Linked DNA regions of Mus musculus: region 1 is linked to region 2. A link is a loop called in an ENCODE intact Hi-C map of the cell type or tissue named here. Cell type or tissue: left cerebral cortex. All regions are shown on one strand. Links, peaks and the distances in the headings refer to the core of each region. The heading gives the core; the rest is flanking DNA.

Region 1 (12,368 bases), core at 195-8,194, 190 kb before region 2:
CATGCAGACACTCTGGGAGGCACTGCTGGATAGCACTACAGTCTGTCACTGCATAGCGTGAGCGGTGGACAGTAAAGGACAGCTCTCTTCAGATGGAAGTAGATGAGGGTAAGCAGATGGTCAGTGGACTACAGCCGAGCACTGTGTGGCTGTCACCCCCCAAGCTGAGGGCCAGTGGACTACAGCAGGGTACTGCGTTGCTGTTGTCCTCCTGAGCTGAGGGCCAGTGGACTACAGTGGGGTACTGTGTTGCTGTCATCCCCAAGCTGAGGGCCAGCTTTGTTCATGGAGTTTGGAGACAGCATCTGTAAGGACTGCCATCTGACTGCAGCAGTGTCGCTCCCGGCCTGAGTCCAGACACTATTTACTAAGTGTTCTGAGAGCAGACTGCAGCTTCTCTGGGACGCATGGCTCAGATACAACTGTACAGCCTACAACACACAAACTTCACCTATTAAAAATGGGTCACATATGTTAGAAATGATATGAATTCCAAACATCACATTCCAACAGGTCTCCAGCAGGGGATCTGTTTTCAGGAGCACACATGGTAACCATGGCCAGATCTCCTCAGATGCAGCCTCTGTTCAGCCGCTTAGTGTGCACCGTCTAAAATGGATACACTGGGCTCAGAAGAGCAGTCTGGGAAATCTCCAGTATTTTTAAACTAAAAATCCAGAGCAAACTAAAATTGGTATTTTAAGTGTCCCATGCCTTCTAAATGTCCAAACACTGTTAAAATTGAGGGTAGGTTAGGACTTCAGGGCAGGGACCTAAGTGATAAGGTACTCCAAAGTAGAAATGCTACCAGTATTTTCATGATGAGCAGCTGCTGAAAGGCTCAGATAGTCTTTACTTCAAAACTGAAGTTGTTTCACAGTATAAAAGGATGGCCAGAGTCCTCTAAGACTCAGGATTGCTTTAATAAAAACACTGTGACCTTTCCATGTGAGAGACAAGGCTCAGGGCAAGAGGGGAGCCAGGGACTAGAGGGAACACTCCTCTCGGCTAGCTGTCGCTAGTGCTGCGACCCGATGTACTGTCCTGTGGACACAGGCGAGACAATGCACTTGCAATTTCTCAAGTCAGGGTCTGAAACACACGTGTGTCAGCAGTTCTGCATGAGAAACAAACCTTCACCCAGTACAGGAAGGAGCTGGACGGCGCTGGCTGCGTGGTCAGCTGTAGGTGAAGACCCGGTAATAAAGCACACAGAGAATTAACATTAAAGAACAGTAAAATGCCACAAAACCCAGAAGCTGGACAGACAGAGAGACAAAGCTGGATTCTTCCGCACGTGCCCCAAGAGAGAGCAGCGTTTCAACAGTTCTCTTAAGGCTGAGGTTTAGCTGAAGGATGTCGGAAGGAGAACAGAGATTGTCCTGTCCACATGCGAGCAGGAAAGGAAAACAGAAAAACAAAGTCAGTGCAGCGGATCGCAGACGGCAGAGCTCAGAAACCCAGCATTCTCAGTCGGACACCCCCCCCCCGCAGCATCTCATCACAAACAAGACAACGCTGAAGAACAAGGCTGGCTCATCCCCGCACAGCTGAGTTCTGCTGAGCAGCAGGACGAGCTTGCTTACTGAAGGCTAGCTACGGCTCTGGGGAGACGACGGTGGGAGCTGGCTGTGTGTGAGCCTGACAGTGGGAGGGCCTTATCTCAATCCCACTCCTCCTCACCACTGAGGCAAGAGTGGGGACAGAGTGGGGATGCTCATTAGAGTAGGGAATTATGAACCCAGGCAACCCAGATGCTCAAAGACGGAGGCAAGCCTTGCAGTGAGGGAGGGTTACTATGGAGGAGTCAGGTGCACGGACTCCGACCGTCTGATCCAGTCTGTCATCCTTGCATGTAGTTCACTAGGCACACAACAGAATGGAGGGAGTGTCTAAAGTCACCATTAGTGGACTCAATCTGGAAATATTAACATACATAATAATTCTAGGGTATAAGACAATGGACTCAAATACAGGTTTTTTAAAAATGTAAAACACTTAATAAAAGCATAATAATAAAAGTGAATCTCCATAAACTTCCCTATCCAGAGGCTCTCTGAGTTTTCTTATTTTTTAGTGATTCCTTCTCATTCTAAGGGTGCGCGGGAACAGGCCCTAGAGAAACACTACTATTGCCACATCCCAAGCCTGTTTTCCTTCATAACCTGACTCATTTTTGGGTATCGTTTATCTTTCATTTTATTTTTGTTTGAAATAGGGTCTCATATCACCTGTATTGTGTCAAACTCACTATGTAGCTGAAATGACCTTCAACTCTGGATTCTGCCCCACTTTCCCGGTGCAGAGTACAGGCATGCCTCTCCATAGCGCACTCACCGTGCTCGCACAACTCTGTAGTCACACTGAGAAGTTCTGGCCTTCATAGTTACTGTCTACCTGGGCCTGAGTCGGACACACTAAGGTACTAAGTTCTCTGTTTTATAGTCCAGTAAGACTAGAAGGAGGTGAGACCAAGCAAGACTGAGAGCTAGCTTGAAGCTACCACTTTGTGAGTTCCTTATCCTTCACTCTGTCCAGAAAAATGACTAATTTTCGGCAGCAGTAGAAGCAGGACTAGAAGTCATGGAAACTGTAGAGAAGTGGCTGGGAGGTAGAGGAAGGAGAAAGAAGTGGTCTGAGTGGATGTCCACTTCCTCCATGTGGCAGAGGAAATAGAAGCGGGGCTGTGGATACATAGAACCCAGCCTAGCCACCCTGGGGAAAGGTCGGTTTTAAACTGCACCTTTTCTGTCTGTTTCTGCCTTCGAATAGCTCAGCTCAGGTGGAACGCTGGCTGGGCTGTAATGAGCACTCCTCAGCCCCACTTGGAAAATGCTGACTTAAGTCCATAGCCTAAAGCTACTGTTTTTAGAGTTTGCTGACAATGGCAGAACATTCTGGAAGGGCTCCAGGCTACAGCCTTTACATCTGAGACAAGGTGGCTCTGCAGAGCCTGGCAGGCAGCTCTCATGTCTAGGAACGGGGCAGAGGAGGGCTCTCAGCAGGTGCCAGCAGGGGCAGAGGCAGCGGCTGCTGTTTCCTAGGCTCGCCATTCGCTGCGCCAGTGCAAGCCATACTCTGGTTCAGTGCACATGCTGAGCTGACCTAAGACAGGGATACCTCTTTCACTGTGGAGGAAATACTGCCAGCTCCTTAGAAAATGGTAAATGGTCTCAGTGCATGTAAAATGGTTTTATAAGCTTTTATAAAACAGTAATATAAGAATGTCTGACTTTGTCCATAAGAATAAAAAAAGTCACACCTGAGTTTAGAAAAGGGGAACTACAAACCCGTAACAGCAAACAGGAACAGATTGCTGTACCTGGTAAGGCTAAGGAGCGGGTGTGGAATTCATGCTGGCTAATGTGGATGCAAGGCCAGAACTGGCTTTCTTAGTCTGACATGTGTGAAGCTCTTGGCCAGTTAGAACAGGCTGGTGAACTGGGTGAAAAGCATCACTGGGTTAAAAAGGGCTTAACTTGGAGACAACAGGTGCTTCTGGTGGGCCGGGAGCCAGCCCTGGGCTTCTGACAGAGGCCGCCTGTGTTTTGCACTCTGCAGACCGACAAAGCTAAGGCTTGAGGACTGGAGATGGTGGCTCAGCGGCACATAAGACGTGTGCTCAGCAGAGCATCCAGGAGGCACAGCTACCACCTACAGCAAGAACCTGCTACACACCACAGCAAGCTGTTAATTCTTGACACTGGTGCTGAGCATGGTGGTGGGCATGAGTTCCAGCACTGGGGTAGGAGGGACGCTTCCCAGAGTTCCAAGACTAACTTGAGCACACACAGATCTCAGAGTCCATTTCTTCTATCATTGAAAACTGTGCACTCCTCAGAGTAAAGCAGCTTTTAACTGCTCTTCAATGGAGCCTCTGAAAGAGCAGTGTAAACATTTCTTTTCCTATTGACTCTATAAGTAATGTTTAATTATAGTACTATGAAGGCAGGAAACACAATAGAGCCGTCATTCTCAGCCTTCCTAATGCCGTGACTCTTTCATAGTTCCTCACGGTGTGGGGATCCTCCCAACCATCAAGTTACTTTTATTGCTAATCACAAGTGTAATTTTTCTACTTGTACGAACTGTAATATAAATCTCTGTGTTTTCTGATGGCTCCAGGTGGCCCTGTGAAAGGGTCAGTCATCTCCCTGAGGGTCAGGACCCACAGACTGAGAACCACTGCACAGGGCTCCACAGAAGCACTGTCCCCTTAAAACATGCTCATACGTGCAGATGCGCTGGCTTCCAAGACTGCAGCCTAGTGGAAAAGCAGGTGGAAGCTGAATTAAACCTCTAATTTAGTTAGGAGGACTAGCATTTGGACCACCTACCTGTACGGCTATACTACTTATGTATTTTACTTAAGTATCTGGGAAATTTGGGTGAAGTACACACAGGAACTCTGCTATTTTTGTATGATTTTGTGAAGCCTAAAATTATTCAAAATTAATACATGCTTAAAATGTATTAAAAATGTTAAAAAATTGAAGGCAAAAATGAATTCCCAATCTGAAAGGTATCTGTGTGGAAAAGATTGTCAAATACAGCTCTACTTCGGTCAAACAGCTAGTGGGATGCTTAAGGAAATAGGACAATTATTTTTCATTTATTAGTTATAATACAATTATGTAAATCAACGCTTAGCAGTTTCCTTAAGACCCTTGGAAATGTGGGAAGCATGAAAGGATGTTGCTGGAGAGAACACTGACAGTCTTGTAATAACACGTTGTGTTAGTAGTGAGTCAGCAACTACTCCTGGTAAGAACAATTACGCACACGCACACGCACACGTGCACACACACTCACACACACATACACGTTACCTGGGGTACACCGATTTTTCTGCAAGCATCCAGGAAGTTCTCCACATTCCGCCTGCACTTTGCCATCGTTAATTTAGGCTGCAGTGAGACAAGAAAGAAGGAAACCGTTATCAACAAGGGTCAAAGGAACGCAGACTTCAAACTCCTCCTGTAAGCTGCCTCACAGACCAACTGCTAGGCACACTAGGGGCTCGGCAAAAGTTTTCTTAAAAGATCAAACACCGAGTGTCAATCTCAAGAGCCTGGGAACTGTTACGGCCACTCCATTCTTCCAGGAGCACGGCATCCGCCATGAGGACCAACGAGCCACTGTGGCTGCTTTCCAAGAAAATCCTATTTGCAGAAATAGGAGCCGGCTGTGAGAGGAGTTGGCCACCTCCCAATGCCTGTGTTTGCTTTGGTTTAGTAAGATAAGTGATAAGAAGATAGGTTTTTTTTTTCATTCTGAAAAAAGAAAATTGGAGAGGACATCATGAAAATGTATCGTCTAGTGGTTCATTGTTCAAGCATGGCCACAACTAACAGTTTATTTTCTTTTGGTTTATTATTTTTAACCCTGACTGGCTTAGAACTGGATAGACCAGGCTAGAACTGTGTAGACCAGACCAACTTAGAGAGTCACCTGTCTCTGCCTCCTGAGTGCTGGGATTAAAGATGTGTGCTGTTATACCTGGTTCTATTTTAAAATATCATTTTATTATTATTTTATACATGTGAGTGTTTTGTCTGCATGCATACCTGTATATATTGTACATGCAGTGCCTGTAGAATCCAGAGGTGTTGGGTCCTTGTGAACTGGAATTATGGACAGGTGTGAGCTGCCATGTGGGTGCTGGGAATTGAACCTAGTTCTAGTTCTGCAGGAACAGCCAGTGCTCTTAATAGTGACTCTATATTTTGCATTTAACTCATTAGACATTTTGGAAATTAAGAAAGCCTTAACAATGGCTACAGAGCTACTTTACAAGATGAAAAGTCGACACAAGAAATGTCCTTAATTACTAACTAGTGAGTTTACTTTTCTGTAAAGATCTGGAAACACTAGAGATAGAGGCACCTCATATCCTCTCAAAGTTTTGCTTCTCTCCTAGCTGGTTGTCATGGAACATAATGTAAGAAAAGCAGGAATTTGATATTCTAAAATGATGTTCAAGTATCAGGTATAGAAGCCAGATGTTTGCAGGGACTGTGACCTACAGATTTTTTTAAATTAGTAAGTACATGGACACTTGAACCATCTCTAGAAACAAAAGACTTCACTTGTAAAATCTGAGTTTTCTGCAAACATGAAACATAATAAGCAAGGAAAGAGGGCACTGTAGCCCTGACCAGGCAAAGGCAGGCAGGGCAAGGCTCAGCTTCGCCACAGACAATGAAAAGGCAACCAGTGGGAGGGAAGGAAATGAACATTTATCCCCAGTTCGGGTGGAACAACCTGCAAAGGATCTTGAAAAGACAACAGGAACTTAGTGTACAGGGAGGGCACTGGCCCTGGGCAGCTTCTCCCGCTGTCACAGACACCATGACCAAAAGCATGATGGGAAGGAAAGAAAGGGTTTACTTCATTTTACACTTTGGGGTCTATCATCAGGGACGCCAGGCAGGAGAGCTCAAGGAGGGCAGGGACCTAAAAGCAGGACCGAAGTAGAGGCCGAGGAAGGATTATGTTTATACTGGCTGGCTCTCCATTCATGGCTTGCTCAGCTTGCCTTCTGTCCTTGCTAATGCCAGATTCTTAACTTTAGTCAAAAGGCAGGGAAAGATGAAACATAAACTGTACAGCCACGATTTCCTGAGATGGTACAGAACAGCCCGGGCTTCTCTAGTCACAATGGGCTCTAAGGCTGCCCCTGATTATGCCGGGAGGTGCACATAGACACAGGGAACCACGGCCTCTTTAGCTCCAGAGAAAGGTAAGCTGGACTGAGAGGCAAAGGGGAAAGCTCTAGGAGGAGCTACTGGGCAAAGGGACCCAAATAAAGAGTGTGTAGGGTTAGATATGCCAGGAACCCCAGAATGTGGTATGGCAGGAGACAGAGTTCAAGGCCAGCCTAGCTTAAAGGGGACAAAAAAAACTAGCTGGGTATAGCAGTACACACTTTTAATCCCAGAACTTAAGAGATGAAGGCAGGTGGATTTCCGTATTGGTCTACAAAGTTCTAGGCCTGCCAGAACTATACAATAAGACTCTGCCTCAAACAAAACAAAACAAAAACAACAACAAACCCCCCACAAAACAACAACAACAACAACAAAACCCAATCCAACAAAAAACCTCCCAAATCCAACAAGACAAATTGCTTCACTTTGGCATATCCATCCATTCATCTCTCCACATGCCTTACAAGTTTGGAAACACAAGCAAGTATCATACACATTACTTCCAGCGGAGTAGGTAAGACTGGTCAGGGCCCTGGTCTGAGTTTAGTAGAGAGGGTTGAGCAGGAGCAACCATGAGCACTGTGTTTTACAAAAGAGGGAAACCAGTTTTTGAAATATTGATATTTATGAGGGGCAGACTGACAAACCAGGCTATGGGAAGACAAATGCCTGTTTCTATGTAAAAGCAAGGGTTAAAGGTTAAGGTTAATGCTGCTAATTAGCAGTTCAAATGCAATTTACTATGGTTTATATGAAAATGGAGACTGAGGACAGGAGACCTGTGGGGAGAGGGGAGAGGGGAGAGGGGAGAGGGGAGAGGGGAGAGGGGAGAGGGGAGAGGGGAGAGGAGAGAGAGAGAGGAGAGAGAGAGGGGAGAGGGGAGAGGGGAGAGGAGAGAGGGGAGAGGAGAGAGGGGAGAGAGAGAGAGGAGAGAGAGGGGAGAGAGGAGAGAGGGGAGAGGAGAGAGGGGAGAGGGGAGAGGAGAGAGGAGAGAGAGAGAGAGGAGAGAGGAGAGAGAGAGGAGAGAGGGGAGAGGGGAGAGGAGAGAGAGAGAGAGGAGAGAGAGAGGAGAGGGGAGAGAGGGGAGAGGAGAGAGGGGAGAGGAGAGAGGAGAGAAAGAGAGAGGAGAGAGGAGAGAGAGAGGAGAGAGGAGAGAGGGGAGAGGGGAGAGGAGAGAGGAGGAGGAAGAGAGAGAGAGAGAGAGAAGAGGAGAGAGGAGGAGGAAGAGAGAGAGAGAGAGAGGACTCGCTCAGTACACATTGCTATCACATGAGAACCAGCAGAAGCAACTGGAAACATACAAGTGTGGGGTAGAACGGGAGATTTCCTGAGATATTCCCCACAGGACACATTTCTAATTGATGAGGGAAGAGGAGAGACTGTCTCCCCAGTCCCCCCTCTCCCTCAGCATTTACTACATTCCAGGAATGCAGGCCAGTGTTTCACAACTGGGATACAACCTCCTGTTATATGCTGATACAACTTGTGTATCCATTCTTCAGTTTAGCTAGTGCATGGAAGCCCTGTTGTCCAAGAAGCCCACACACCCCACACTTTCCACCTCTTGTGGGAACATCAATAGAAGGGCTCGTTCATCAGCGGGACACAGGCCGTAGTCTCCCATCACTCACTCCTCCATCTTAAGTAGCAAAGCTTACAGGAATCCACTATCGCCAAAAGTTTTCCCAGAATTTCAAATGGCATGATATATGATTTTTGGCAGAAAAGTCTAGTCTCTTTTATTTCTATAATATAGAGTCTACACTGAATTTGAAAAGATCAAGAGATAAAAAATTAAATATTTAAAATGATTCAAACTTTTTTTTTTTTGGTCCAAAAAGCCTACAGCACCCGGTATTCCCAGGCGGTCTCCCATCCAAGTACTAACCAGGCCTGACCTTGCTTAGCTTCCGAGATCAGACGAGATCAGGCACGTTCAGGGTGGTATGGCCGTAGACCAAACTTTTTTTCAGGCAGTGAAAACTTTATCATTTTTTAAAGCAGGGTGTCACATAGCACAGGCTGACTTCAAACTTGATATATATATATCCATCTAGGATGCCCTTGAGCTCCTGATCTTCCTGTTTCAAACTCTTAAGTGCTTGGATTACAGGTGTGACCTAGCATGACCAGCTTAAAGATATACATGTGTATGCATACATACATACATACATACATATATACTACTATATATATTTTACTATCTATATATTTTACTACTATCGTGTGTATTCACATGGCGTGGGGGCGTGGGGGTATATGTGCTGTGGCACTCTGTGGAGTTGGTTCGTCCCTTCCCCTGTGTGTGGGTTCCAGAAATCAACCTTGTATGGCAAACTCTACCTTTTGCACCTTCTCACTCGCCCAACACTTTATATTTGTTTGCTGTGCCTTTTTATGTTTGTTTTTGATACAAGGTCTCGCTATGCAGCCTTGGCTGGTCCAAGCTTGAACTCATAGATTTACCTGCCTTTGACTCACAAGTGCTAGAATTAAAGGTGTTAACTATAAAAACAACTTGTATTCTCCTGCTCTGCTGACCTAGGCCTCGTCCTGGAAGCTTCTAGTCTCCATACAATCTAATCTAGGCCTAGAAAGTTTTCAGCTTGAGGCTTGCTGCTGAATAAACTCACTCCTTAGTTCTTTCTGAGCTTTGGCTGGCTGGTTCAACTCAGTTCTTCTGGCTTCTCTCAGCAGCTCCTGAATTGCTCTTCTTGGCTTCAAAGTAACTCAGGCAATATGCGCTACTCTTCTGGCTCCTTCTCATTCTCTGGCTCCTTCTGTCTTCACCTGAGTCTAATTTGGTCTCTCTCTGCAACTTCCATAAAACTGTCTTCTCCTTTTCTTCTCTTTCTCTGCACTGTTCTCTGTTTTCACTCTCTGAGTGTTGGGCATATCCAATCCTGTCAAATCTTTCTCTGATTGATTTCTTATCTGCCACTCAATTAGTCACCACTCTCAAACATGAGTGCTTCCCTCTACAAACTAACTTTACCTTCATTGTTTAGGATTAAAGATATATGCTAAGGCTGAGCCACACCACAACAAGAAACAGTTTTTCAGTAAATAACATAGTCTTGGAGTTCAGTGTGATCACACCACTCTTGGCTCAAAAATTTTATTTTTTAAAATTTGCTTTCATTAAAATTTTATTTAGAAGTATGGGGCTGGAATGATAGGTTTGGTTCATAGCACCCATAAGCTGGCTCACAGCCACCTCTAACTTCAGTTCCAGGGAATCCAATGCTCTCTTTTGGGTTCCATGGGCTCTTGTGATGCACATAAAATCATTCATGTGCGTGCACATACGTGTACACACACAATTTAAAAACTTTTTTCTTAAAATATAAGGAAACCCTTTAAAATCATCCCTAAAGCCTTAATAAGCATGTATAATAGAGCAAACTCAATTTGAGACTATTAATGAACGGCTGCAGAGATGGCTCAGAGGATAAGAGTGGATGCTGCTCTTGCAGAGGACCACAGTTCAGTTCCCAGCACCAACATAGCTCACAACTACCTGTAAGTCCAGCTCCAGGAGATCTGACACCCTCTTCTAGACTCAGTCAGGACAGAACTCATATGTACAGATCCACATTCAAATGACACATACACATAATTTTAAAAATCTGCCGGGCGTGGTGGTGCACGCCTTTAATCCCAGCACTTGGGAGGCAGAGGAAGGCGGATTTCTGAGTTCGAGGCCAGCCTGGTCTACAAAGTGAGTTCCAGGACAGCCATAGCTATACAGAGAAACCCTGTCTCGAAAAACCAAAAAAAAAAAAAAAAAAAAAAAAAAAAAAAATCCTAGAAAAAGGAAGAACAATAATGTTCATAGGGCCTGATCCCACTTCTGAGAGGTAGTGAATTCCCCAGTTAGTAAGGCTGAGTAGCTATCTTAGCATAGCTTAATTCCTCCACTGAGAAGCAAAGAAGAAAATCCTAGGTAGTCCAACGATGGAAGAACTGTTCCTAACCCTCCTGGCGGGGCTGCCTGACTGCCTACATTGTGATGATGGATTTCTTTCCTGTGGGCCTTGTGTTCTAACCCTTCCTAGTATTATACCACTGTTTTGTTTTCTTTCTTATTTTTTGGATTTATTTATTTATTTTATGTGTTTGCTTTGCTTGCTTGTATACACTTGTGTGCCTGGTACCCACGGAAGTCAGAAGAAGGCATCAGGTCCCCAGGAACTGGAATTACAGATGTTTGTGAGCCATCATGTAGGTACTGGGAACCCCGCCCAGTTCTTCCTCAAGAGCCATGTGTTTAACCTCTTGAGCCTTCTCCAGCCACTGTTCTCCAGTCCACTGTATTGTAAAGGTGAATCTAAACTTTCTTCAAAATACATGATATTGGAATAAAACCTGATATTTAAAATGTCTGGTTCATAAGTGACTGGACTTTCAAGGAAAATGCCTCTTAGTGATACATTTCCTGATCCCATAAATGAACTCAAAGACATCTGACAGGATTCTGCCAACAGAACAGCCAGGCTGTAGACATAAGTCATAAGCCTGGCTCCAGCCTAGAGCCAGGGGTCAGGTCAGCAAATTGTTATCCATAAATGGATAGAAAAGTACAAAGAGCCCTTTCTGCACGATTAGTCTCCACCACATCCAACTGTAAACAGGTTGTGAGGCTTGGTGGTAAGATTCTTTATTGGCTGAGCCATCTTGTTGGCCCTTCCTAGTGAAGTTCTAACAGTGTGCATTGCATTGCTATGTCTACTGAATGATCAACAAACATTTTCAAAAGCTATTTACTATTTACACTATTTACACTAGTACAAACCTCTAACTGCTTGACTTGTTTTAAGGCCTCTAAAACATGGCCTGAGACTTATCCACACACTCACCCCGAGTGTCATCTATGCTCAACAGCTGAACAATTCCTTAAGTTGCTAACTGGCCAATTCCTGCCCATATTTTGTAACTGAATTAGTACAACTTCTCTAGAAGGCTGATTTGAATTCTCTAGGTAGTTAATTGGTTCCCTTTGGTATTTCCATAGCCCACTTCATATATATGTCCTACAATATTCCATACATGCTGTAGCTTATTGTTCATGTGTCTGCTTTTTCTCTAGTCAAAGTGACAAGAGGCAGGCGGGGACTGGGCCCTTGGTATCTGCTTTGCTAGCTTCCAGCACAATGACTCCACTGAGCTGAAACACATCTAATGAATAATAGCCAAAGCTGCCGGGGACTACAACTTACCACGGCTGGGGATGGGACATGAATGCTTGGGACAGATCGAGGCCGAACATGATTGGCCAAGTGGCAAAGTACAACACCGTCAGTTAGAGCTGCTCCAAGGTCACAGGGCAAAGAGACTTTCAACCGGTACTCAATGTGCTGTAAGGACAGGAGATGCCATGCATTAATGGAAGAGTGGTTATCATATAGGATATAAAAATGGCCAGAAACTCAGACAGAAAGCTGGGCATGATGACATTTGATGCAGGAGGATTACACATGCCTGCCATCTCAACACTCAGGGCGCTTGCGCAGCAGAAGAATCACAGCAAGGCTGAGGTCAGTCTGGGTGCACAGTGAGCTCCAGGCTGGGCAGGGCTATAAAGACCTTGTCTCAAAACCAAACCAAACCAAACTCCAGAAAAGGAAAGAAGTTAAGATCTTACAGTCTCCATTTTCC
Region 2 (12,368 bases), core at 2,227-10,226:
TACCTGCTGTGTAATTTTCCCATACCTACCACCCCTTTTTAAAAGAGGTCTCACACCACTCAGGCTAATTAATATTAAACTTGCTGTATAGCTGAGAACAACTGTACTGGTCCATTTGCCTCTGCGTCTCCCAAGTGCTGGGATTACTGGAGTATGCCTCTATTTCCAGCACTTTTAGGCTTTATATTCAGAATTGGTGCGATAGACAAAACGTTTGTGTTACCCTAGATTTTATATTGAAGGCTTTATCCCAGTGAGGTCTTCAGATAAGACCTTTTGGAAGGCAAATGAGTGTCATTAGAGTCAAGCCCCATGGTGCAGCTTATAAAGGACTGCAGGAAGCCAGACAGCTCTTTCCATCCTTAGAGGGCGAAGCACAGACAACTACAAACCAGGAAGAGTGTTTATAGTCACCAAGATCCCTCAAGTTCGCCAGTGGGAAAGCCGATGAAGAGTTTTATTCAAAGTGAGTGGCTGGTCAAAATGCCAGCATCCTTTGCAGAGAAAGGGCAGAGCAGAGGGTTGAGACTCTGATAAAGCTCTGAAGAGGTTACAAGGAACTGGTCTAGTGGATTGTCACTGTCACCACCTAAGAACGTGTAAGAAAGAAGAGAGAGCCCGTCTGCTCTGCTCAGCTCTGTCTCAACGTTCTTAAGCAGAGAACAGAAGGTTGGGAACAGCATATTGAAAAGACGGGGTCACGTACAGAATCTCAGGGAAAAATCGGGCTGGTCAGGAAGGGCAGGGACTAAGGAAGCCCAGGACTCCTGATTCATAGACTTTCCCTTGAGCCTGCGGCCAGCAAGGCAGGCCACACAGTAACAGCTGAGCTGAACCCTCAACCCTGAATAACAGGAACACCCCAAAGAAAGGGAACTAATCTGAACAGTCACTCACTGTGACACTGACCATGCTACCTGTGTACTCCCGTGGCCTCCACTGTGTGCAGGTGTACTGTATCGAGTCATGGCAGAGGAGGTGGGCAACCTTTGTGGCCTCCTGGCTAGGAGCCTGTGGGACCATAAAGGCCCAGGATTACGGAGGAAGGGTTAAAGAGGCTTCCCCCAGATACCTCAAACATGAGGACAACAGGAGTTGGCTACCTCCCTCTTCCCAACCTGGAGCTATAAAGCTGCCTCCCCTACCATCAACCCTAGTAAGAATGTATTACCCTGACAGTGATCGGGCATCAATCCTTGTTTGACCTTAAAAGCCAGATGACCTCAGTTCAGGGCAGAGAGCCTGGCACTGACTGGGAGAGGTCAGAGACGACCCCTGGCACTCACCGGAATAGATGAGAGAGCCTGGCACTCACTGGGAGAGGGCAAAAATCAAAGGCAGTATCTGAAATCAGCCACAAATTATGAAAATATTGACTTTACTTGTTTGACTTAAAGTGATTCAAGCCATGGGTGTGCGATCCTTTTCATAGTTTGTAACAGAGCGCTTGGCTGCAATTCCTGCCTTTTAGGGATCTACTATCTAGTTATTAAGACAGGAGCACATAAGTAAAAGTATTAGACATGGAGTGCCTTCTTTGTCCTGGGCACTACTCTAAATTATTTATATATGGCTGACTTGTTAACCCTCCCGAATACCCACTGAGATAGACTGCATCATCATTTCCACTCTAAACATGTAACTAAGGCAAAGAGAGTTTAAGCAATGTACTCAACACATTCCAGCTAGTGTAGTGGAGCCCAGATCCACATATGGGTGGCCTGGCTCCAAAACTCCACCTTCAACCACTGTGTTATGCCAAGATAAATGAGAAGACTGAGTTCTAAGAGGCCGGAGAAACCAGTAGCGAGTGTGGCCATGACACTGGGAAGTCCAGTGCTAGAGCTGATTCCTAAAACTTTGGAGGCATGTTAGGATTCTCTAGAAGAATCGAATAGGAAGGATGAATAGATACTAGAGGGGGTTCAGTGGACTGTCTTACATGATTTGGGCTGACATGTACACAAGGCTGGCTACCCCAGGAGTTCCAATCAGGTACTAGAGGCCTGGAGGGTTCCTGGAGACCATTGGTCTTCAGTCCATAATGGCAGTCTGTGTTCTAATAATGAGTGAAGGAGTGTAGCAATATCAGTAGCCGTGACATGGCAACAGAGTGGCTGACCTCAGCAGTGAGATGCAAACTTGAAGCTTTTTCCTTGGTCCCCACTTTGCTGGGTACTCCTAGGAGATGCTGCCCTCCTAACATGGACATTCCCACTTCAGATACCCTGATCAGGAAAAGCCCTTGCAAGTGGGCAGGGCAGCTTAGCTCTAAGTTTCCTTCAATTCTAGTCAAGTTGACAACCACATAAGTCCACCCCTTGCCAGCTTGATGCCCAATAACATCTCCTTATGTTATGCTTAATTTCCAAAGAAAAACAGCAACAAGTCACAATCCCCTCCCCCACGTGATATAACTATCCCACATACAATCATAATTTGTATGTTTCCCCCTTCAGAATGGGTGGTAAAGTCCTTTAAGAAATGCTAAATCCAGGCTGGAGAGATGGCTCAGTGGTTAAGGACGCTGACTGTTCTTCCAGGGATCCTGAGTTCAATTCCCAGCAACCACATGGAGGCTCACAACCATTTGTAATGGGGTCTGATGCTCTCTTCTGGTGTGTCTGAAATGAGCAATGGTGCACTCATACATAAAATAAATAAACCCTTTTTAAAGAAATGCTAAATCCTTTAGGGTCCCAGAACTTAAGTATAACATAGGTTTATAATACTTAACTCCTGATATTGTCTTAGTTGTTATATTCCATGATAAATACAGGAAAGAAAATGCAAGTATCTGCTTAATGTGTGTGTGTGTGTGTGTGTGTGTGTGTGTGTGTGTGTGTGTACACAAACACATTCTTAACCAAATAAGACAGAAATGCTAATGTCAATTACAACCCTCATTTTTGGAACTGGTGTGATGGCTATTCCCAGTTGTCAACTTGACTATATGGGAATGAACTACAATCCAGAAATGGAGGGCACACCTGTGATCCAGATCTTGTGGCTGGAAGACATGGGCTTTTGATCTGAATCTTGAGGCAGAGTGGCCATGAAAAGCCCAGGGAAGGTGGTACAGGACTTTAATCTCTGGAGACAGAGGCAAGCAGATCTCTGAGTTCAAGGTCAGCCTGGGATAGAGCAAGTTCTAAGTAAAGAATAGCTTAGATCCAGGCATGATGGTACACAGCTTTAATTCGGGCCACACCTTCTGCTGGAGGCTTACATAAGGACAATGGAAGACGGGTCACTCTTCTTCACCTGCTTACTTTCTTGCCAGCATCTGTTAGAACCGCTTCAGGATTCCAGCTTAGTCAGAAGACCAGCTGTGACACCTGGAGGGGTGACCCATACTTTCATTTGTAAAGGGCCTGGGTCATTATTCATCCAGTTCCCCATTAGTAGTCTGGATCGTCACTCCTCCTAAACTGTAACTTATTTGTGAGCCTAAACTGTAACTCTTTTGTTATTCTAACTCAAAAGCATCATGAGCGCAAAGTGGTAAGGAAGAAGTCTTCATTTTTGTTAACATTATTTATTTATTCATGTATATTAGTATTCTAGTTGCATGACAGAAGAGGACATCAGATCCTATTATAGATGGTTGTGAGCCACCATGTGGTAACTGAGAATTATACTCAAGACCTTTGGAAGGGCCAACAGCACTCTTAACCGTTGAGCCATCTCTCCAGCCCTAGGAGGAAGCCTTGACTTTTCAACTCAATGGAATGTTTGCTTTGCCTCCTGGAAGAAGCACACCTTCTTCTGGAACCTAAGCCTCTAGGTCAATAGATCATAAGGCTGTGAAAACAGGAAGCAGACATTTGCTAGTGGGTCACCAGGGTGATGGTGAATGAAACTACTCCTACCTTTGCCTTTTGAGTCCTGGACCTGTGAGTCCTAGCTATGGGAGAAACAGTACGACTTACCCCAATGCTGTTTCAGATCATGTACTGCCTTCTGGAGAACACTGCCCCACCCCCCGAGGCTACTGCTGCCTAGCCGGTTCTGTAACTGTCCTTAAAAGACCATTCCGTTGTTTTATCAGGCCAGCTGCTTCAAGATGGTGGGGTACATGGCAAGACCAGTGAAGTTCCGTGAGCATGGGGTCCACTGTTGCTCCTCTTTGGCTGGGAAGTGAGTTCTTTGGTCAGAAGCAATGCTGTGTGGAATACCATGAGAGTGGACAAGGCATCCCATAAGTCCATGGACAGTGGCTCATATAGAAGTGTTACACGCAGGGAAGGAAAATTGGTAATCATAACAGGCAACTAATTCCAGTAAGGATAATGTATTGGCCTTTCCATGACAGAAGCAGTCAACGTTGTCAGCCTGGTGTCTGGTCTATATAGAGAGTTCCAGGACAAAGAGACTCTGTCTCAAAAAAAAAAAAAAAAAAAAAAAAGTGGGGGTGGGGAGTGGGGCTATAATACACGGAGCCAGTGAGTTTTGGAGTGCCTGCCCCTCACAGTTGCCCCCTCCTTATAAGTCTGAGAGATGGCTGCTATGTAGACTTGAGCCCTAGGGTCACATTCCTCACCTGCAGCTGGACTGAACTGGCAAACATGCCTTTCCCCTCCCCCACGACTCAACCCTGTCCTTTCTCCCCAGCCCCCTCCCGCCTGCTATGTCTCTTGAGGCTTAGCTGCTCAGCGGAGTCTCCTTTTTATAGACCAAGCTCAAGTTATCCAGGAATGCACAGGTCCTCCGTCCCAGGCACTCCCTCTGCTCACGTTACCAGAAGGTCACAGTTATGAGAGGCCACAGTGCTTTCCCCAAACTCTGACCATGTAAGTCACTTTTAAGAGACACAGGTCCTTTGCTGTTTTCTTCAGCTATAAAGAGCCCACACTCTAGAACCTCCACTTTCCGAGGCAATGGAAACGTGTCCCTTGTTGCAAAGGGTCAGCTGGTCGTTAAAACAAAACGAAATGAAACGCAAGCCTCTCACTTCCACCCGCCAGCTTGGTTTTACATTTTTTAATTATCTTTTTCATTGGGGGGGGGAGGGGGGAGGGCTGTGCCACTGTGCATATGTGAAGCTCAGAGGACAACTTGCAGGAGTTGGTTCTCTGCTTCCACCGTATGGGGGTCCCGGCTCGTTTGATAAAGCTCTGTCTCTCTGGAAGTCCTCAGTGCTGTAAGATCAGGGAGCTGGTACTGTTCCCTCGCTGCAGTGATTTCCACGCATGCGCGAGCCTCCTTCACCTGCCGCTGCCAAGGGGCGCCCAGCCACACCCAGCGTTCAAGGCGGTGAAGGTGGCCACTCTGAAAAGATCTTTCACCTCAATCCCTGTGACCTGAAGTCCAGCTCCTTGCACACCGCCCAGTCAGTTCCTGCCATTCCATCCCACTTCCCCATGTCTACGCTATCCCTGGTGACATCTTCTGGAACTTCCCAATTTCACTTTCCGTGCTGCGGAAGGACGCTCACAGATGTGGAATAATCTCTTTTTAAATCATGGTCTCTCACATTAGGTTTCAGGCCAAAGCTACTGTCTACTGTCTCTAGAAGGTTCACTTTTCTGTTCTTTTAAAAAGATTCCTTTTTATTATTTTAAAGTATGTGTGCACTCTGTGAGGGGTGGGAAGCAATATGCACGCGTGTGTGCCAGTGGCAGAGGCATAGCATCCTTTAAAGCTACAGTTACTAGTAGTTTGAGTACCATTGTGGGCACTGGGACCAAACAGGAGCCAAATGCAATTTTAAATGCTGAGCTGTCTCTCCAGTCCCCCACTTTTCCATTCTTAACAGGGACCACCCCAAACCTTTCCTAACTGCCACTCCACGGATCCTTTCATTTACCCCACATCACAAAGAAATGGTGGCATCCAGAACAGATGCCCTCCTCACTCTGCCAGAGCTCCTCTGTGCCAGGCCACATCTCTATTCTTCTACCTTGTCGCTAAATTGCAGGGGCTAGGATGCAGAAGCCTCTGTGGATTGTGCTAAAAAGCCAAATAGACTGGAAGGCGACCCCACCCAGCCAGCTGGGTGTGGTGGTGCAATTTGTAATCCCAGCACCCCAGAGGCTGAGACTAGATTCTGAGTTCCAGGCCAGCACAAACTACATAGCCAGACCCTATTTTATAAACAAACAAATAAACCAAACAAAAATATTCCATAGACCAATGTGCACAGAAAATGAAGTGCTCTCCTGGGAGAATTTGGCTTCATCTCTTGTGGCCATTTCTTGTGTGTTTAACTTCTCACCGAGAGTAGAGGCACTAATAATAAAGTGTTGACACGTTTTTTTTTTCCATTTTAAAAATCCAGACTGGGGCTAGAGAGATGGTTCCACAGTTAAGAGCGTTCACTGTTCTTGAAGAGGACCTGAGGTCAGTTCCCAACACACACGTGGCAGCTCAAAATTACTCTAACTCCAGTTCGGGGAATCTATCGCCCTCTTCCGGCCCCTACAGGCCCTGCATATGTGGGATGCACATACATTCAGCCACCAAACATTTATTAATTAAAAGTCGGAATAAATAAATATTTTAAAAATATTTATCTCTTAAGTTTACTTTCCTCCAAGTTATTTCCTCTTTAATGGCCAAACACCTCCAAAACAATGACTGCACGTTCTGCCAACTTCTGAACATCTGCTACCCTCAATTAAGCCAAATACTACTTCCTTCCTATTCCCACTTCCTTAGAAATACGTAGGCCCGAGGGTCCCTGTGCCATCTGGAGGGGTAACCCGAGTGGACTCTTCGCAGTGTGGCCCTTCTGGATGCCTGAGAAATATTTGAAGTAGCGATGCAGCAAGCAGTTTCTCTTAGAGAGGAAGGACACTGTCCTGTGCTGGTGGCGCCATCTGCTGGTATTGCAGATGTTATACCCAACTTGTTTTCTCTCTCTTCCTCCCCTTGGGCTCTCAAGGGAGGCATCCCCGCAAGATGGGTGAAGAGATAGTCAAATCATCTAGACAAGCCACACCTAAGTCTTTGCTTCTACTACATGGAAACACCCCCCCCTCCCCGTTGAAGTCATCAGGGCGACACCCATAGACCTCTGAGAGAAGAAAAAAAAAATCCCCTTCTAGGGCTGGAAAGATGGCTCAGGGGTTAAGAGCACTGACTGCTCTTTCAGAGGTCCAGAGTTCAAATCCCAGCAACCACATGGTGGCTCACAACCACCTGTAATGGGATCTGATGCCTTCTTCTGGTGTGTCTGAAGACAGCTACAGTGCACTTATATACATAAAATAAAATAAATCTTTAAAAAAATTTCCCTTCTAGCCAGGCAGTGGTGGTGCACACCTTTAATCCCAGAACTAGTGGAGGCAAGACACCAGAGGCAGCCAGATCTCTGTGAGTTCAAAGCTAGCCTGGTCTACAGAGTGAGTTCTAGGACAGCCAGGGCTACATACACAGAGAAACCTCGTCTTTAAAAGGAAAAAAAGTGTCTCTTCATGTAACCCAACCCAAGGCCCTGAGAAGTCGATGAGCTCACTGGAATATGAGTATTATGCCTGCAGCTCCCATTATACTTAAGCCGCATGCTTTCTCCCCAATAGTAGGACTAAAGGAAAGCTGTCCACTCTCAACACTTTAACTCATCACAGTGAAACAAGTTCTAGCCACTCTAAAAAGGTGGGAAAAGGAAATGAGATAGATCTGTGTTTGCAGATGTCACGGTTATGTAGAAAGTCCCAAGGAATTTGTTTCTAAAAACAAATCTAGAATAATGGAGTGAGCCCTGCTGACACATGGTGTATGACTTTGACCTCTGGGGCTGTGAGAAGACAGATCTCTTCTATTTTATTAGCTAGTTTAGAGAGCGGGTCTCGCTAAATCATAGCCTTCTTGGCCACTGGCTCCCTGAGAGCCAGTTTTCCATCCCAGCTTCTGCACTTTTAAAGATTATTATTATACCATTATGCTTCCAGCTACACATTGCAGGAACCCTACCAAGACACCAGACAAAAGACAGTTTGTTTTCCTAACATTTCAAGAGCCCCAGGGGAAGCACACCAATTGATGCCTCTGGTTTGCTTACATAGTGATTCCTTTGCGGCCCAGGCTCCTTCCATCCTTCTGTCCTGTCAGGCTCAGCATACCGCCATTTGCTTTATCTGCATGTCTTTACCTGGTGATTGTTGTTGCCACATAAACAAACAAAAAAATCTAATAAAGGTAGGAAGGGGCAGGTGAGGACACTCAGAGGATAAAGTGCTCACTTTGTGAGCCTAACAACCTGAGTTTGAGCCTCAGAACCCATGATGGAAGGAGCGAGCTGATTCTCAAAACTAGTCTTTTGGCATCCAAATGCGTGTGTGTATGCGTGCCCCCTCCCCTATGATAGCTAAAATATAAATTTAAAAAGCATAAGTAAAAATGCCAGAGAGAAATGGGGTGTTATATCAGAGTTCTCTAGAGAAACAGAACTGGTAGAATTTATGTATATTAAAATGGGATCTATTAAAATGGCACACAGGCTCTGGTCTGGCTAGTCCAGCATTGGCTGTTGCCTGATGGAAAGGCCAAGAATCCGGCAGTTGTTCCATCCATGAGGCTGGCTGTCTCAGCTGGTCTTCACCCTGTGATGGGGTCCCAAAGAAGTGGGCTCTAATAGAGAAAGAATGTCTCAGCAGCAGGATAGATGAACTTGCCAGCAAGAATGAGGGTAGGCAGGCAAAAAACCAAACCAAACCAAAAACCCCAAACCCCTGCTTTGTCCGTGATCTTTTCCGAGGGCTGCTGCCAGGTGTGGCCCAGATTTAGGGTGAGTGTTTTCACCAGCTTCCAGTGGAAGGTCACAGGGTGGGGTTAGGAGTGGCTATTCTCTGTCTTAGGCACCCACCATCCCTTCAAAAGCAGAGCCTCTGATGCATTCAGGGATTGATTAGAACCTGTTTGGGCCAAAGACGTAACCAATTTCAAATCATAGTCATTTCTGAATGCCCAACAGAGTCGATTCTTTGCATTTTTAAATAGGAGCTAAGGGAAAATTTCTTTATCCCTTAACCTTGAGATGACTTTGCCTCAACCTTCAGCTTTATGTCAGAACTGTAACAGTTCTGCCAGGCGCAGGGTCTCTGCAAGGGAACTGAGGTGCCCCGCTCATTGCTGTAGCTGATGGGACCACTCTTACTATATCTCTCATTTTGATTGGGACAGCACTGGACAGGGAGCTGGGGGACCAGCGCTGTCACCTCAGCTCTCCATATTAAACTGTGTGAGTCCAAAGTATCCTTTGTCTTCCCAGGCCTCAGTGTCCTTGTCTATAAAATGGGAAGGTCAGATACGCACGGAGGCCCTCTGCCACTTTGGCATTTCAGATTCTTCCCAGAGCGTGGGTATAAAAAGATATAAAAATTACCTCTGTTTGGCTAAGTCAATCCCAGCAGCTGAAACACCTGTGCCACACAGCCACGGTGCCACCCCCTTGCCAATCACCAGGTGTCACCTGGCTCCTCCTCTGTGTGGAGACACTGGACAAGTGCTCTCCAGTGAGTAGCTATTGGAGCTGGACCTTGATCCCTGAAGCACTTCTGCATCTATTGAGCCTGAAGCCATGTGGTTTGCCTTTCTCCTCCTGCTGTGGCTGGGCCCTGTGATTCCAAACCAGAAGGCAGGTGAGGAGAACTGAGCTGACCCCTATTTGAGAGGTCAAAGAGACCCTGTGTTTGTTCTCATTTCATTTAGTCAATCAATATTATTTATTTCTGGTCAGATACGCCACCTTCTGATGGCTAGAACCCACTCACTGATCTGATCAGGTAACCCACTTACTCAGACATCACTTGTATCCTAAATGTGCTTGGTGTGGCTTCTGGGTGTGTCCACACAGCTGTCTCTGCAGCAAGCTTGGAGCCTGCTTGGGAAGGCTGTGGAGTCTTCAGAGGTGGTTCTGGTGTGTACACTTTTGGAGGAGGCATGAGGGATTAGGAGGGATGGTGAGCGTAAAAAGCCCAGGTCCAGATGAACAGCAGCCTGGTCCATCAGCCGCCACCCACTAGTTGATCAGGATGGCTAAAAATATACCTGGAAGTACAGCAGGAAATCCATGACTCTTATTGTTGTTATTGTTTTGCGTGTGGGGGGAGGTGTTGTTTGTATGTATGTATGTATGTATGTATGTATGTATGTATGTATGAATGAATGTATGTGCACTATGTGTGTTCCTGGTGCTCCCAGAAGCCAGAAGATTCTTGGAACTGGAGTTAGAGATGGTTGTGAGCTGCCACATGGGTGCTGGGAATTGAACCCGGGTCCCCTGGAAGATCATCCAACGCTCTTAACTGCTGAGCCATCATTCCAGCCCAGGAAATTCAATAAAGGTTTCTCTTCCCAAGCCTTTCTGCTGCCCTGCACCCCCTTCCCACACTCCACACCCCCTTCCATACCCCACACCACTCTCACCTTCTCTAGAAACTTGCCAAAGCCTTGCTCTAGAGGGAGCCAACCTGGCTACCCTGGGTTCTTCACATTTTTACCTTGCTTTAAAGTTTGAGACAGGGTCTCACTAAGTTACCCAGGCTGGCTTGAGCTCACTCTGTAGTCCAAGCAGCCAATGGATTTGAGGTTCTCTTTCCTCAGGCTCCCACAGTCTGTGGGAGTGCCTGGTGATATGTTTCTTTATTTGTTTGTTTGTTTGTTTGTTTGCTTGTTTGTTTGTTTTGAAACAGGGTCTCACTATGTAGCTCCGGCTGTCCTAGAACTCACTATGTAGACCAGGCTAGCCTAGTACAAATCTGCCTGCCTCTGCCTAACTCTGCCCCCTGAGTGCTGGAACTAAAGGCGGGCACCACCACGCTTGGCTACGATGTTTGATTTTTATTTGTTTGTTTGGTTGGTTTTAGGTTTTGGGTTTTTTTTTTGAGACAGGGTTTCTCTGTGTAGCCCTGGCTGTCCTGGAACTCACTCTGTAGACCAGGTTGGCCTTAGACTCAGAAATCTGCCTGCCTCTGCCTCCCAAGTGCTGAGTCATTAGGACATTTTCAGACAAATTTAACATTCCTTAATCTCCTTCTATTTCCCTCCTCCAGATCCCTGTCCCTCCTCCCTGTCCTTCCTGCTTTCATGTCACATATATTCGATTATCCCACTCACTATTCTCTTTCCTTCCCTCCCCAACCCTTCCTGAAGACTTCTTCTCCCCCTGTCATGGTGCCCTTTCTAGTTTCATAACTGACACCCACGCCCACATACATGCACATATGCAGTCACTAAAATCTAGGCTCAACTCGTAGAGGAAAAGATGTGTTTGTCTTCACTTAGCACAGATATTCTCCAGTCTCACCCACTTTTCCGAGAATGTCGTGACTGTATTTTCCTTTATAGCTGAAGGAAGGCTGGGTTCAAGTGTGACCTTGATATGTAAGAACCATTTCTGCTAATGGATTTGGACAGGCCTCCCAAGCTGATGACACAGCATACACCAAGGCTCAGAAGCAGGTGCAGGCAAGGTGTGACACTCTTGGGAGCGGGGTGATAGGAAAGCCAGAAAGATGCTGCTTCTCCAGGTTTGCAGCCAGCTCAAGCATGGCTTTGGGTACCATCCTCCATCTATAGAATGAGAGCCTCTCTCTAGACTTTCAGGCTTTTCTGGCTCCGATCCATTTTTACAAGCATTAATTGTTCTGTGACCTAGTTCACTCATCCATGGAGCTAAGGCAACTTTTAAAGCAACTTATTCTTGTATTTAATGCATGCAGGTCTATTTGGTTCAATTTAATTCTGCCTGGCTCCATTCCATCCTGTGTCACACTGCCCATCAGTCACAGTAAAGTAAACACCATCGGATTGATCTCTGATTCACAAACAAGGCCACCCTTCATTTGGACGCTTCTCCCACCCTTGCTCTTTAGTTGATTCTTGGTCTTAGATGCTTGAGAAGAGGGATGGCTTAGGGATGGAGTAAGCCACCAGTAGGAGGCCCCTGAACTGAGTGTGAACTGGAGCCTGAGGCTCAGCCAGAGCCCCAGCCCTGCCCACTCTTACTTTGAGAGGTCCCGGACCTCTGCTCTCTGCACTTCAGACTCCTGTTTTCACAACACTTTGGCTTGGCCACACCCAGCCTTGCTTCCTTTCAAAGGCCAGCTTCTGTTGACCCTGTCAACTCTGAAAGTCCTCAAGTTTATCCTTAAACAAGGCCCCTGGCAGGTGCTAAGCTAACAGGAATCAATTGAAAAGAAAGCAAGCAGCATTAAAATTAAAATTAAGCTATCTGGGCCCAGTCCCATGAACCAGACTCTCCAGGAACATACCTCACCCCCGCCTGCCCAGTTTCATTTTTTCCTATCTCTTAAAAGAGGTGCACCTGCTTATTTGTGGTTTAATAAACAGATAACCACTGAGTTGAGCAACTTAGGGAAATGGTTAGGGAAGCAGAGCTGACGAAACTTACACGGATGGTG

Evidence for each region. A loop is a pair of places that touch in the nucleus more often than their neighbours do. Peaks named below come from ENCODE experiments on the same cell type or tissue, not always from the same donor. Only the 100,000 strongest peaks of a DNase experiment are listed, where the experiment ranks them.
Region 1: a loop joins it to region 2, with 3 times the contacts of the local background. A loop is called at or near these places in 3 of 42 quality-filtered maps.

What each region holds. Positions count from the first base shown.
Region 1 is chr16:32,998,203-33,010,570 of GRCm38, reverse strand. Lrch3 (leucine-rich repeats and calponin homology (CH) domain containing 3) reads right to left here. Exons shown (of 21, transcript NM_001081255.1): 19 at 11,930-12,067; 20 at 4,830-4,907. It also overlaps n-R5s33. Among named protein-coding and RNA genes, the nearest start is that of Iqcg, 52 kb to the left of the region's middle. In left cerebral cortex, for the core only: no CTCF peak of the experiment used is centred there; DNase peaks (open chromatin) are centred at 253 and 5,149.
Region 2 is chr16:32,807,590-32,819,957 of GRCm38, reverse strand. It overlaps Smbd1 (somatomedin B domain containing 1), which reads left to right and starts at 9,512. Exons shown (of 4, transcript NM_001256309.1): 1 at 9,512-9,584. The coding sequence starts at 9,524. In left cerebral cortex, for the core only: a CTCF peak has its summit at 6,828 (motif pointing left); DNase peaks (open chromatin) are centred at 5,227 and 6,807; H3K4me3 peaks cover 802 bases.